Linked DNA regions of Homo sapiens: regions 2 and 3 are each linked to region 1. Evidence: chromatin loops called from intact Hi-C (ENCODE). Cell type or tissue: endothelial cell of umbilical vein. All regions are shown on one strand. Region 1 holds the start of LOC105375980 (a long non-coding RNA gene). Region 2 overlaps LOC124902123 (a long non-coding RNA gene). Region 3 has its middle 160 kb from the start of FREM1.

Region 1 (4,000 bases):
TCCAACCAAATGCAGACTGGAAAATAACAGTATTCTTAGGATGTGAAATCCACTTAGAGAGAGGGCCAACTTTTTGTATACTCGGGTTCCACAGGACCAACTTTGGAACTTGGGTATGCTCGGGTTTTGGGATATGTGAGAGTCCTGGAACCAATCTCCTTCATTTACCAAATGGTTACTGTATGGCTACACAATATGGACCTATCTATATTAAATATTTTTAATGAGGAAAAAAGTTCTTGATTATATGCAGCATGATAGCCTTTTTATGAATTTCAAAAACTAAAAATAAATATTATTTAGGTATACATTCATAGGAGATGAGCCTATTTTTAAAAGGCAAGGGAAAACAAAATTCAGGATAGCTACATTGAACATGAGTGACAGAAAGAAGGCTGAAGGGAGAGGAGAGGGACATGTGTAGATGTAGAACTACTGTTTCAGTTTTAGGGTTGGGCAATGGGTTCACAGGTGTTTGTTATATTACTTAACATAAATAAGCTCAAAAACAATCATGAATTGAACAATGGTAACAGTTTATTGTGCCAAGGATTATAATGCATCTGATTTAAAAAAGAATGACGCTGAACAAAAAGGCTGTTGAAAAATGAATCCAAAAGTGAGTATCAATAGCAAATAGTAATAGTAAAGATAATATAATAGTAAAAACAAGTAGTAAGTCATACTTATTGAGAACTTATCTTGTGCTATTTCACTGTTCTAAGCACCTTCTGTGAATTAACTCATTTAATCCTCAACTATCTCATGCACTAGATACTATTAACCTCATCTTACAGCTGCTGAGGTTAACCTCCCTATGTCCCTAACTAGGAAGTGGAAGAGAAGGGATTTAAACTCAGGTTTAAGTCTGGCTCCACAGCAGATTCTCAACCACTTCCTGTTGCTTCTCCAACTGTAAATATAGAACAGTAGGAACATATGAAGTCCCGAGCTATCCTATCTTCTGTTTTTATAACTGTCTTTGGTCAGACTTTCAAAGACTGGCTCCAACTGAAGATGTTAGAAAAGGCTTAATCTGCCTTGCTGAAAGGCAGTTTTGCTTAATGGTTAGGTTGCCTGGGTTGACTCCTGACCCTACTGATTTCCAGCTGATTTCCAACCTTAGGCAAGTTACTTAACCTCTCTGTGCCTTGTTTTCTCATCTGCAAAAAGGGCATACAGTACCTCTATCATAGGGTTGTTACAAGGAATAAGTTATTATATGTAAAAATACACAGAACAGTCCTAGCACATAATATGCAAATGCCGGCCATTATGGTTATAGCCTCTATAGACTCGCCTTCATTTCTGCTATTGTATTTCTAGTTAAGCACCTCACGCCACCAAAGCAGTTCTTCACTGAACCTTCAAAGAGAATTTTTTCAGCTCTGCCTTAACTCACATACTAGTTCAGCATCTCCATATCCCTAACAACTAGAATTTAGGACAGCTGTCCCCTTCAGAGGCTGCATTTCTCCTTTACCCTGGTATTCCTAGAATGCATGACCCAATATGAAGAATGCCTATACAACTGGCCCTTTACTAGTTAATTAAGCCCTCCAAGAATGTCTCACACCCTATCCGATTTATAACACTGCCAGACTAAGTTTTCTAAAACTTTAGTTATCACAATGGCACTTCCTTCCTGTCTGATTCCCCTTATTGCTACTGTAGTGGTTACAGAACTTCCGAAATCGTAGTAAAATATGAGATAATGCACATACTTTTCCCCCCTCCCCTCTCATAGTGCTTTTATGATCAGGTCCCTCTTACTTTCCCATTTCTCTGGCTCCAGCCAAGCCGAACGCTCCACTATGCCCAAACATCTCCTACACTTTTACGTCTCAGACTCTTCTCTGCCTTCAAAACCCATTTTCAAAGAGTTGTCTTAAAAGTCTTCTTTAACACCCCCTGGGACTTGTTAAATCCTCCTTCAGTGTTTCCATAGCACTTTCTACACACCAGCATTATAATCCCAAACAAAAAAGTCACAGTAGAATGCATATTCGCTTGTGCCCCTCCTCCCCAGGCCGGAGGCTCTACATGGAGAAGGGGCAGGCGGGTTGACCCCAAATCCGCAGGGCCCCGCACAATGTCTGGTATGTAATCGGTTCCCAATCTATCTGGGTGGGCGAATGAATGAAACGTTGGTTGGCTTAATCCGTTTCCCCAGGAAATGCGCCAAGAGGAGCTGGGCAGAAAATGCAGAGGCGCTACTTTCCTGGTCCAATCCCCTACAGAGCGCGAAACAGCGACCTGGGCAGGGTCCCCGCAGCAAACCGCAGACCCCGGACACACAGCAAGCTTAATAGTCACTGCATGAATGAAACGCGCTGCCTCCTGGTACCCTGGCTGTCATCCAAAGCCACCTGCGTAGCCCCCACAGCCTTTCTGGCAGTATCTGCGGCCCCGCCCCCGCGCCGGGCCTGCGCTTCCAGCCACCGCCCACCATTCTGCAGCTGCAGCGCCAGCCGAATTCCCGGATCCGCGGCCGCTTCCGAGAGCAGCCAACTGCTTCCGGGTTCAAAAGCCTCCAATGCGAATCCCAGCGCCGCTCGGGCGCGCCAATTTAGGGAAAAGGCTCCGCCCATGCCCCGCCCCCTGAGACCTGGCGCCGGGCGCTTTGAGGCCCGGCTTACTCCCTTGCTGGGTATGGGGAAGGGGCGTCTTCTGTCCTTGTGGTCCGCTTCTAGGCTTTTTGGAGCATCTTCCAGGGTCACTCCAGAGACCCCCCCAGACTACTGAATCTGAATCCGTTAGGGTGGTCCAACCTTCCTCTTCAGGTGTCTACTAGAGGCAAGGTTGGATGTATGCGGCTGCCCTCAGTACAGCCCCTTCCTTGTTTTTTCTTCATTTGTGTTTACTTAAAACATTAATCCTTTTCTCCCTCTCCTCCATCCCTCTCCCTCCCCTACTATACAGTTATTGACTTACACTAATTCATTCCCGATGATCTCCCAGAAGGAAATAAGTGTCTGTCTGTCTCTGTCTCTGTACCATCGTCTTCTTGGTACAGTTCGGACTATTTTTTCTCTACACCCCAGTTATGCAAAGTGTAGTCCCTGAACCAGCAGCCTCAGCATCCTGAGGGAATTTGTTAAAAACGCGAAATCTCAAGCCCTACCCAGACTTACTGAATCAGTGTCTGCATTGCAACAAGATCCCCTGGTAATTCCTATGCACATCAAAATTTGGAAGGCACAGCTCTCAACTGATGTCCTGGGTCTCCTTCACATCCATCCTGGGAAGGTCTTATTCCTCATTCCTGAGGTGAGTTCCCTATTTCCTGAGTCTGTGTCTTTTTCTTGATTATATAGCCTCATGTTGTGGAACATATCCGCCAATAGTTCCTTGAGGGAGGTTGCTTCCAGGTCTTTTTTCCCACAGAGCGTGCAGGTCTGGAACTGTTTTTATTCTGGCTGAGTTCTAGGTTGAAAATAACTTTCACTCGGAATATTGGAGGGCTTGCTCCACAATATTTTAGCTTCCAAAATTGTTGAGAAACTCTACGTCATTGCATTTCCTTCTCCTTCTCAGGTCACTAAATTTCTTGTTATGTAACCCGCTTTGGTTTCGGTTTTGTTTTGTCTCAAGAAGCTTTAGGATCTTCTCTTTATACCCAGCGTTCTAAGACACAATCGAGTGTCTTTCTTATGGGTCTTTTCTCATTCCTATTGATCAGTTTTTCAATCCTGAAACACATGTTCTTCCGTTATGGGGATTCTCCTGGTATTATTTATTTGATCGTTTCTTTCCGCCCTCTCTTATTTTATCTCTTATTTTTTGAAATTTGTTATTTAGATCGTGGACCTTCTTGGCTGATGTTTTTTCTTACCTGTCTGTCCTATTTTCTATCCCTTCATCTTTTTATTCTACTTTCTCTGTGACTTTTTCAACTTAATTGGACAAATGATTATCAGATTACTTTATTTCTTTTATTATACCTTCATTTCTAAGTGCCCTTTTTATTCTCTGTTCTTTTATAGCATTACATTATTGT
Region 2 (4,000 bases), 160 kb before region 1:
GGGAAGAGCATTTCAGGAAGAAAACAAAAGCCCATACAAAGGCTTTAAGAAAGGGTGTGCCAAATGTGTTCTGAGGACATCAAGGAGACCATGTGGCTGGCCTGAGGCACTGAGGGGACAGTAGCAGGAGACGAGTCACATAGGTGGTTAAGTACTGACGAAAGTCAGATTTTACTCTTCTTGCAAGCTAACAAGGTTAGCCTGCACAGTTTTGTGGATTCTGGCAGAAGACATGAGAATCCTGGGTCAGAGAAAAAAATGCTTTATTACTCATGGCACAACAAGCGTCATGAACACTGGCACATTTGTGTCAATTCCCCTTGCCTGCCAAGTCCCACAAGGGTGATGTGGAGGGGCTCAGGTGGCTGCTGCACCCTCAATGGGTTTGTGTCACAGCAGAGGAGCCTCTCAGGGAACCTGAATCTTTTTTTTTTTTTTTTTTTTTGAGATGGGGTTTTGCTCTTTCTCCCAGGCTGGAATGCAGTGGTGCAATCTGGGCTCACTGCAACCTCTGCCTTCCGGTTTTGAGTGATTTGCCTGCCAAGGCCTCCCGAGTAGCCGGGGTTATAGGTGCCTGCCACCACACCTGGCTAATTTTTGTATTTTTAGTAGACACAGGGTTTCACCATGTTGGCCAGGCTGGTCTCGAACTCCTGACCTTGTGATCCGTCCGCCTCGGCTTCCCAAAGTGCTGGGATTACAGGCATGAGCCATCACGCCTGGCCAAACCTGAATCTTTTATAACAGACTGCAAGCAAACTTTCTTGCCCTTTCCTCGGAAGATAGACATTCTCTTTGCCTCACACTGAACAGTAAGCAAACCTGCCTTCTTCTCTGGGGGGAGACACTATATCTTACAAAGCTGCTCATTCCAAACAGTTTTGAAAAGCTAGTCTGGAACAAAGCCAGTCAGTACCTTTTCTTTGAGGTATGCAGAAAAGCAAGAGACCTATAATATTGTCTCTGAATGGCAGGTTTATAAGTAATCTTCAGAATGTAATGGGGCCATTTAAAAAACTTTGACTTTTACCCTGACTGAAATGAGCAACCATTGCAGTTTTCAGCAAAGGAGTGGCATGGGCTAACAAGTTTTGAAAAGACTGGATATTGAGGGTAGAGTGAGGTGGATGAGGTAGAAGCAGGAGACGAGGCCATCACAGTGACCCAGACCATAGTATGATGTCTGGGGTTTGGGCCTGAATGACCAGAAGGGTGGAGTTGCATCAGCTGAGATGGGCAAAGTGGCAGACTGAGCAGGTTTTGGAGGAATGCTCAGAAGGCATTATGGACATAATGAGTTTAAGATCCTTATTAAGGATCTTATAAGACATCTTGATGTTGAGAGGGCAATTAGATAAATGACACTGGAATTTGGAAAAGAGGCTTGGGTTGAGATAAAAAGTTGTGAGTCTTTGGTATGCAGATGGCATTGAAAGCCATGTGACTGAAGACTTATGAGAAAACCTCAGGAAATGCCTCCAATATTTCATCAGTAATTATGATTTTGGGTGAAATACATGTTCTGTTCACCCTCAAAGCTGAATTAAGCCTGCTAAGATTCAGATTGGATAAAATGTAATATAGATGAAAAATACTAAGCACAAACTTAAAAATGAGGTCTTCTGATAAAACAATTAGGGCCTTTGTCTGGCTTTTTGTAGACTTCCATATAGCTAAAAAAGGCAAAGTGTCATTTGAGCTTTAGAGGAAGGGGAGAGGAAGCCAAGCATAAAATCTCAAATTTTAATTAAGAAAATTTGACAATGTTAAACAAGAAGCAGCTGCGAGGGGGGAGATTTGTGTGCATTTTTAGCCCTGCTTTGAAAGCCTCAGATTGATTGTCTTTGGAGCAGAATGGAGCAAATTGTCACAAATCTTGTTTTCTGAGAAACCAGTTATGTCAACATTACAGCATGCCACAGCCAGCATGCCAAAAATAACACGAAAAGGAACGGCTGCAAATCTATTTAGGATTAAGCCAGTAATTATTGCGTTTGTGATCATTTCCAAGAATTGTTCCTACCCAAATATTAAATGGAAAATAAGAGCTCATTCCAGCCCTGAAAGTTTTCCATCTCATTTTTTTCTTCACTCACTAAAGATTTATGTTAATAAACTATTAATAGTTTTAAACAGAGAACTTCTATGTTGAAATTAAAAGCAAAGTCATTTTAATAATATGTTGGAGGCTTTATATTTTTCTTTATTAAAAGAGAAAAACATTTCTCTTTTTTCTTTTTATTTCTGTGTCTGAAGTTACTTATAACAATAAAACTTCTTAAAACCCAGACTGAAGGCATGTGTTCATTTAAAGTCTTGAGACACCACCTATTTCCTGATCTCCTCTACATTATTAAATAAGCAAATCTTAATTCATCCAAAATTCTAGTTGGCAAACTCTGGGTGACCATGGAGATTAGAGTGGTGATAAGGGAACCGGTGTAGTGATGGAGCTAACCTCTCTTTAATTTGGCTATTAAATGGCTTCTCCGAAAAGAGACGGAATCCCTTATTTCAGGAAAATGGATTTAAAAAAAAATGATTACAGCATAATTATTTTAAAAATACGCTTTAATATTTATCTGGCTGCTTCTTCCCCTGTTCCCATATTCCCCCTACAAGTTAGGTATATCAGCAGATCATGTAAATATTTATAGTACTTGTTAATCTATTAGGAAATGTATATTCTGACATTTTAGCGCCATGGGGGATTCTTTTTTTTTCTCTAATTTTTGTCTGAGATTTATGCATAGCTTTTATCCAGTAGGAAGAAGGACACATTCTTCCCCTACCCTTTCTCGCCCAGGTGAGCTTCCTAAGGCCAAATCACGCAAAGTTTGACCACAAAAGGTGACTTACTGACTAGCTGTCAGAAAGATGAATGCTTCCTTTAAAAATAGCAGCATGGTGTTCCTTGTCAACAAAACTGTGGCTCTTAGAAAGGATGCCATAGGCCTTATGGTTAGGACCGTCTGGGTAGGTTCAGTTCATTTGTAGAACAAAGATTTCTGTTGCAATGCTCTTTTAGCCATCCAGCTTCATTCGTTTTAAGGGCTAGACCTTGTTCTTCAGCCATTTGGCAATCTGTGTATGGAGTACTGGATACAGTGTGGTTTAGTGCAGTGGTTCCCAGCTTTTCACATCTTAAATTCTACAAATCTTTTTTCGGGGAATGGGGAGGACGAGGTGGAGAGGCACCTGTTATTGCTGTCTAAGCAGAAAGTGAGATGGCGTGAGGGTGCGGGGAGGGACGGTATTGCAGATTGGAGCACTACCATGTACCTTTAGGATGCCCTCCTCCTCATCTTCCTAGATGAGCTCTGTGTCCCTAGACTTAGTTTACACAAACACACAAAAAATAGTAAGTGTCCATGATTTTGATTATCAAAATAATCCTTGGCTGGATAATCATTCTTGGGCGATATTGTTGGGGCGAATGAGGGGACTGAGGGAGCACAAAATCTCAATAACTGATGCTAAAACCCTGTGTCCCCCATTTGGTCATGGAGCAACAAGTCAATACCAGGTCAACAGAATCTTCTATACTTAAAATCCATTTTCGTGGCTCTTATACAAGCCACTGGGAAGCCCACACATTCAACATTTGTTCCATTTTTCCTTCCAGATTAACTTTATTTTTCCACATCCCCGATAGTGATTTTTCCATTAACATTTGATGCTCAATTTTCATTTTCCCTAACATTGGTCCCTGGAAGTCTTCCAAAATCTTAGGAAGCATAATAGATTTGATTTCATCTTGTTCCTTTCTCACCTGTTTTTTTTTTTTTTTAATAAAGCTGGTTTCTTTCTTTATTTGAGCAATCTTCTGCTCTCCAAAGGAAGACTCTTTAAAGCTTAGTCCAAAGGAAAAGACTCCTATTCCAAGGCCAGCAAATTTCTTCCTCCACGTGGCCTCTAGCAGCCAGCCAGCCACCAACTGGCCTCTTGTTACAGCCTTTTGTTGACTCTCTTATGGATGCTGCTAACAGTCTCTAGCTTT
Region 3 (4,000 bases), 76 kb before region 1:
CACAAATGCATATGGAGACTACTTTGCTTAACCTTCCCAAAGGAACCTGCAGACATTTGCCATGGTCACTACACACAGAACAGGTAAATACCTCAAACTTCTAAGGCTTACTGAGCATTCCGTTTGGAAGAAATATCTAAAGGCATAAAGGAGAAAATAATTTCTCATAATCACACCACTGAGAGCTTTTTCTTTTCTTAATGTTATAATCCTAAGTTCTTCTATTTCCTGTGTTCTCATCATCAGTTTTTTGGTAATGATTTCTTTAAACAGGAAGCAAGGTGAATGAATAGTGAGTGTTCAAATGTCACATTATTTGCTAATTAGTAATTAAACTGTAAAACAGGACAGACTATGTTTTCCCCATGCTATTACAACATTTGGTTGTTAATGATGATAAACTAGAATACCTGGGCTTCAGAAATTTAAGTTCTTTGTGTGAAGCTTGACAGTCTTTGACAGAACTTACTTATGGACTGTCTCAGTGTAAAATATGCAAATAATAAGAAATAAGCCAAAACTTATGTGAGAGTAGGCATGGTTACTGATATTATCAAAACATAAGCTTTCTATTTCTATTATACTTTCATAAATAATCCTTTAAGAATCTTGCTTAGGATCTAAATCAGTCCTACTCTTGGCAACTCAGATAGGTTCTTTATCACTTGATGAGAACTAATCTATTAATATAAGCCATTGTTATTTGAAAGTAACATTGTGTATTTGTAGAAGAGATAAGGCAGTTATTGGGCTTGCTTGACTGTACTGTATTTCCTCAAACATACTGTAGTATCCTAGTGTCTATGCGTAAGATGTTACTTGTTTTCCATAATTTATGACCCATTGTAGCCATGGGTCAACACAAAGGAACTGATGGAGACAGGCAGCTAACAAATCGAAAAAAAAACAGAATCAGCTTCCCTGTGAGGAAGAACAAAACTATAATGATTAAAATTGATCTTCAGGCTGATAGTGAAGAGGCAGATAAAGTATAAAATTGTGAAGCATATCAATAAAGTAAACATGGATCTGTATACTAAATCCCTGAGTGCTATAGCCAGGGATTACCTTTGTTGGGTAAATTGAATTTAATACTACTTTTCAAGGTGAGATGGTAAATAGTGAAGCTTCCTACTTAAGTAAATAATGTCAAATCTAGAAGTATAAGTAGATTCAAAATAGAATCAGTTTGATATACTATTGATAGATTAGAAATTAAGATGACATTTCAGAAATAACCATCTTTAGGGGTAGATTTCCTATATAGAAACAGTCAAGCTCTCTCAAAATGTCTCTTCCTTTTTTATCAGGAAAAAATACTTGGCTTATTTGGACTGTTAGTTTTACACTTTGACTTTCTTCTTAATTTGTTCAAGATGTTTAAGTAGTTTTGGAGGTCAAATTTCTTTCTTGTACCAACCCTTTATAATGGATTTGATCTTTTGGGCCTGAGCCTCCATTTACTCCATGAGGGGCCTTTAAAAATTATTTAAATGTTGTTTCATTCAAAGTGAGCATATATACATATATATATATAGCACTACTAGGTGCTGTGGAGAATTATGATAAAAATAGTAATATTAATAATAACTAATATTTATTAGAATTTCCTGTTAGCTGAATACTGTTCTAAGTGGTTTTTTTGTTTTACTGCACTGCAGCCTGGGTGAAAGAGTAGAGTGATCATAGCAAACTGTAGCCTTGAACTACTGGGCTTAGATCCTCCCGTCTCACTGTCCCAGGTACCTGGGACTGCAGGCATGCAACACCACATCTGGCTAATTTAAAAGACAAACATTTTTATTTAGAGAGAGTCTCACTATGTTGCCCAGGCTGGTCTCCAACTCCCGGGCTCAAGCGGCCCTCCTGCCTCGGCCTCCCGAGTAGCTGAGATTACAGGTGTGAGCTATTGTGCCTGGCTTGTTCTAAGTGCTTTACATGTATGAAATCATTTAAATCCTCATCACAAGTTGATGAAGTAGGCACTGTTATAATCCCCATTTTCCAGTCGACAAGATTGAGAGGAGGAAATGTTAAGGAAAAGTCAGAATTCCATCCAGATACTTGGCTCATACTCTAATCATGAGGCTAAACTGCTTCTCACTACAAGTATCTTCATAATAACTGTGTTTTAAGTCTTGAACTTGCGTTTTAAGTCTGGTAGAGGCATAAGAAGTTTAAAACAAAGAAACAAAATCCTGAGGAAGTTCGTAAACTTCTAGTGAATGAGAGAAATGATAGAAATCTCTTCTTCCCCTAAAGTCCCAAAGTTCTTAGGGGGAGAGGAGATGAGTCTCCTTTTGACAAGTGTTATCAAAGCAGACTGTTTTCACATACACAAGGGAACTCGATAGGGCATTCCTGATGCATATAATAAAATGAGTAAATGCTGTGATGGGAGGAAATGCCTAGTATGTTGTTCTTGGGTTAATTTGATACAACAAAGGCAGTTTTGTTGTGACTCAGTAGAGGGGGTAGAGTAGAAAGGTGGAAGTTAGAAGAGTGCCAGATCCTAGAGGACTAACGATGGGCTTAAACCACACAAAGTGTAGCTTTGCCATTGAAATAAAAGTTTGGGGTCTTATTTTTTCAAGTTTCTCCCGAAATTATTTCTTGACATTCATTAGATCAGCAATGTATCTAAATAAAGTTTTTTTGTTTTCTATTATAATAGATGTTTTTCCTTTTTCTTCCCTCTGAAAAGTATGAGTAGTTAGCATTTTTTGCACATTATTTGAAAATCTAGGTGTTATATGATATTCTTATTGCCAGAGGGACATTCTGTAGGCTCTTTATAAGTGATTTTAGGATTCAGATCCTTATTATACTTTTATTAGCACTAATATTTTATCCAACTAGAAAATTAAACTTCTTCTTAAAAATTAATTCATCTAAGTGTCTGTAAATTAAAGGAACAACTAAAGATTCTTTATGCGGTGTCAAAAACTCCTTGTTTCTACAACAATAGTGTAAAACAAAGCCTATTTTTAAATATATTTTGCCCACAGTATTTGAATTTCAAATCTTCAATAAAATCTGGTTCATATTACTACCTTTAGCTTGATTTTCTAAAAATAACTGATACTTCAGTATGGTTATAATCGTAAGTTCTAACCATCGTAAGAACATAGGAAATAGAAGAACTTACGATTATAATTATAATTTAATTTTATGCCATCTCATGGCTTGTCAGAAATGCTTTGTATCAAGATTTCAAAGTGTGAACAGATTTCCTGCCACATTGATTAAGTTTGTAATTTTGGCTATTTTCCCAGCATCGAGGTCTCTGCCTTGTGTTTATGCAGGAGACTGGTAGCTTAAATTGTACTTTAAGGTTTTGTTTTTTGTTTTTAAATTAACACATGTTTAATTTCTAGTTTCTTTGTAGCCCTTTACAACTTTAATTAGGTAATAAAATGGATTTACTCTGATTTCTCTAATAAAATTTTAAATTTATTAAATATGAAATTTAGCAAATTTAATAAATCTTTTTATTCATGTACTATACAGCTTATCTTATATGCAGAGGTAATAATTGAATGTGGAACTTGTTTCCAATTACATAGATGTCTTAATATCCACTTTATCATCTCTAACGAAGGATGTGTTTTTTTATTTTGAGGTGGCAACAGAACAGAAAAGAAAACAGTGAATTGAGTAATGGGCTTAGCATTGCTGCTGCCTGGTTGTGTAACTTTGGTAAACTTCTTTGGGATTTGGTACTAACTTACAAGTCTTTGCAGTTTAGACAGCTAAATATGACTGAATGGCTGAACAAATTTTAATAGCGTATGCTTCTTTTATACAATTCATTTACCCAGTAGAGGTTTAATTGACCACCTGCTAAATGTGAAGCACTATTCTTGCCATTACCTTTTTAATCTTGGATTTGGAGTCCGCCGACATTCTGGAATTTCTGCTATCAATTTATAACATTTACTTTCCCCTCCATTACCGGGATGGCCACTTCTTATCAGTAAGGTCATGGAGGGAGAAAAAA

Evidence for each region. Hi-C counts contacts between places; a loop is a spot of excess contacts. Peaks named below come from ENCODE experiments on the same cell type or tissue, not always from the same donor. Only the 100,000 strongest peaks of a DNase experiment are listed, where the experiment ranks them.
Region 2: a loop joins it to region 1, with 9 times the contacts of the local background. A loop is called at or near these places in 2 of 110 quality-filtered maps.
Region 3: a loop joins it to region 1, with 2.0 times the contacts of the local background. A loop is called at or near these places in 3 of 110 quality-filtered maps.

The regions. Positions count from the first base shown.
Region 1 is chr9:14,991,799-14,995,798 of GRCh38, reverse strand. LOC105375980 (a long non-coding RNA gene) reads left to right here and starts at 2,604. Exons shown (of 5, transcript XR_929491.3): 1 at 2,604-2,650; 2 at 3,045-3,270. It also overlaps the pseudogene LOC389705. In endothelial cell of umbilical vein, no CTCF peak of the experiment used is centred here; DNase peaks (open chromatin) are centred at 1,778 and 2,478; H3K4me3 peaks cover 1,294 bases; H3K27ac peaks cover 2,058 bases.
Region 2 is chr9:15,153,908-15,157,907 of GRCh38, reverse strand. The region is part of intron 2 of LOC124902123 (a long non-coding RNA gene); the gene reads right to left. Among named protein-coding and RNA genes, the nearest start is that of TTC39B, 150 kb to the left of the region's middle. In endothelial cell of umbilical vein, no CTCF peak of the experiment used is centred here; DNase peaks (open chromatin) are centred at 1,917 and 2,847; H3K27ac peaks cover 1,480 bases.
Region 3 is chr9:15,067,711-15,071,710 of GRCh38, reverse strand. No RefSeq gene overlaps it. Among named protein-coding and RNA genes, the nearest start is that of FREM1, 160 kb to the right of the region's middle. In endothelial cell of umbilical vein, no CTCF peak of the experiment used is centred here; DNase peaks (open chromatin) are centred at 780 and 2,370; H3K27ac peaks cover 1,010 bases.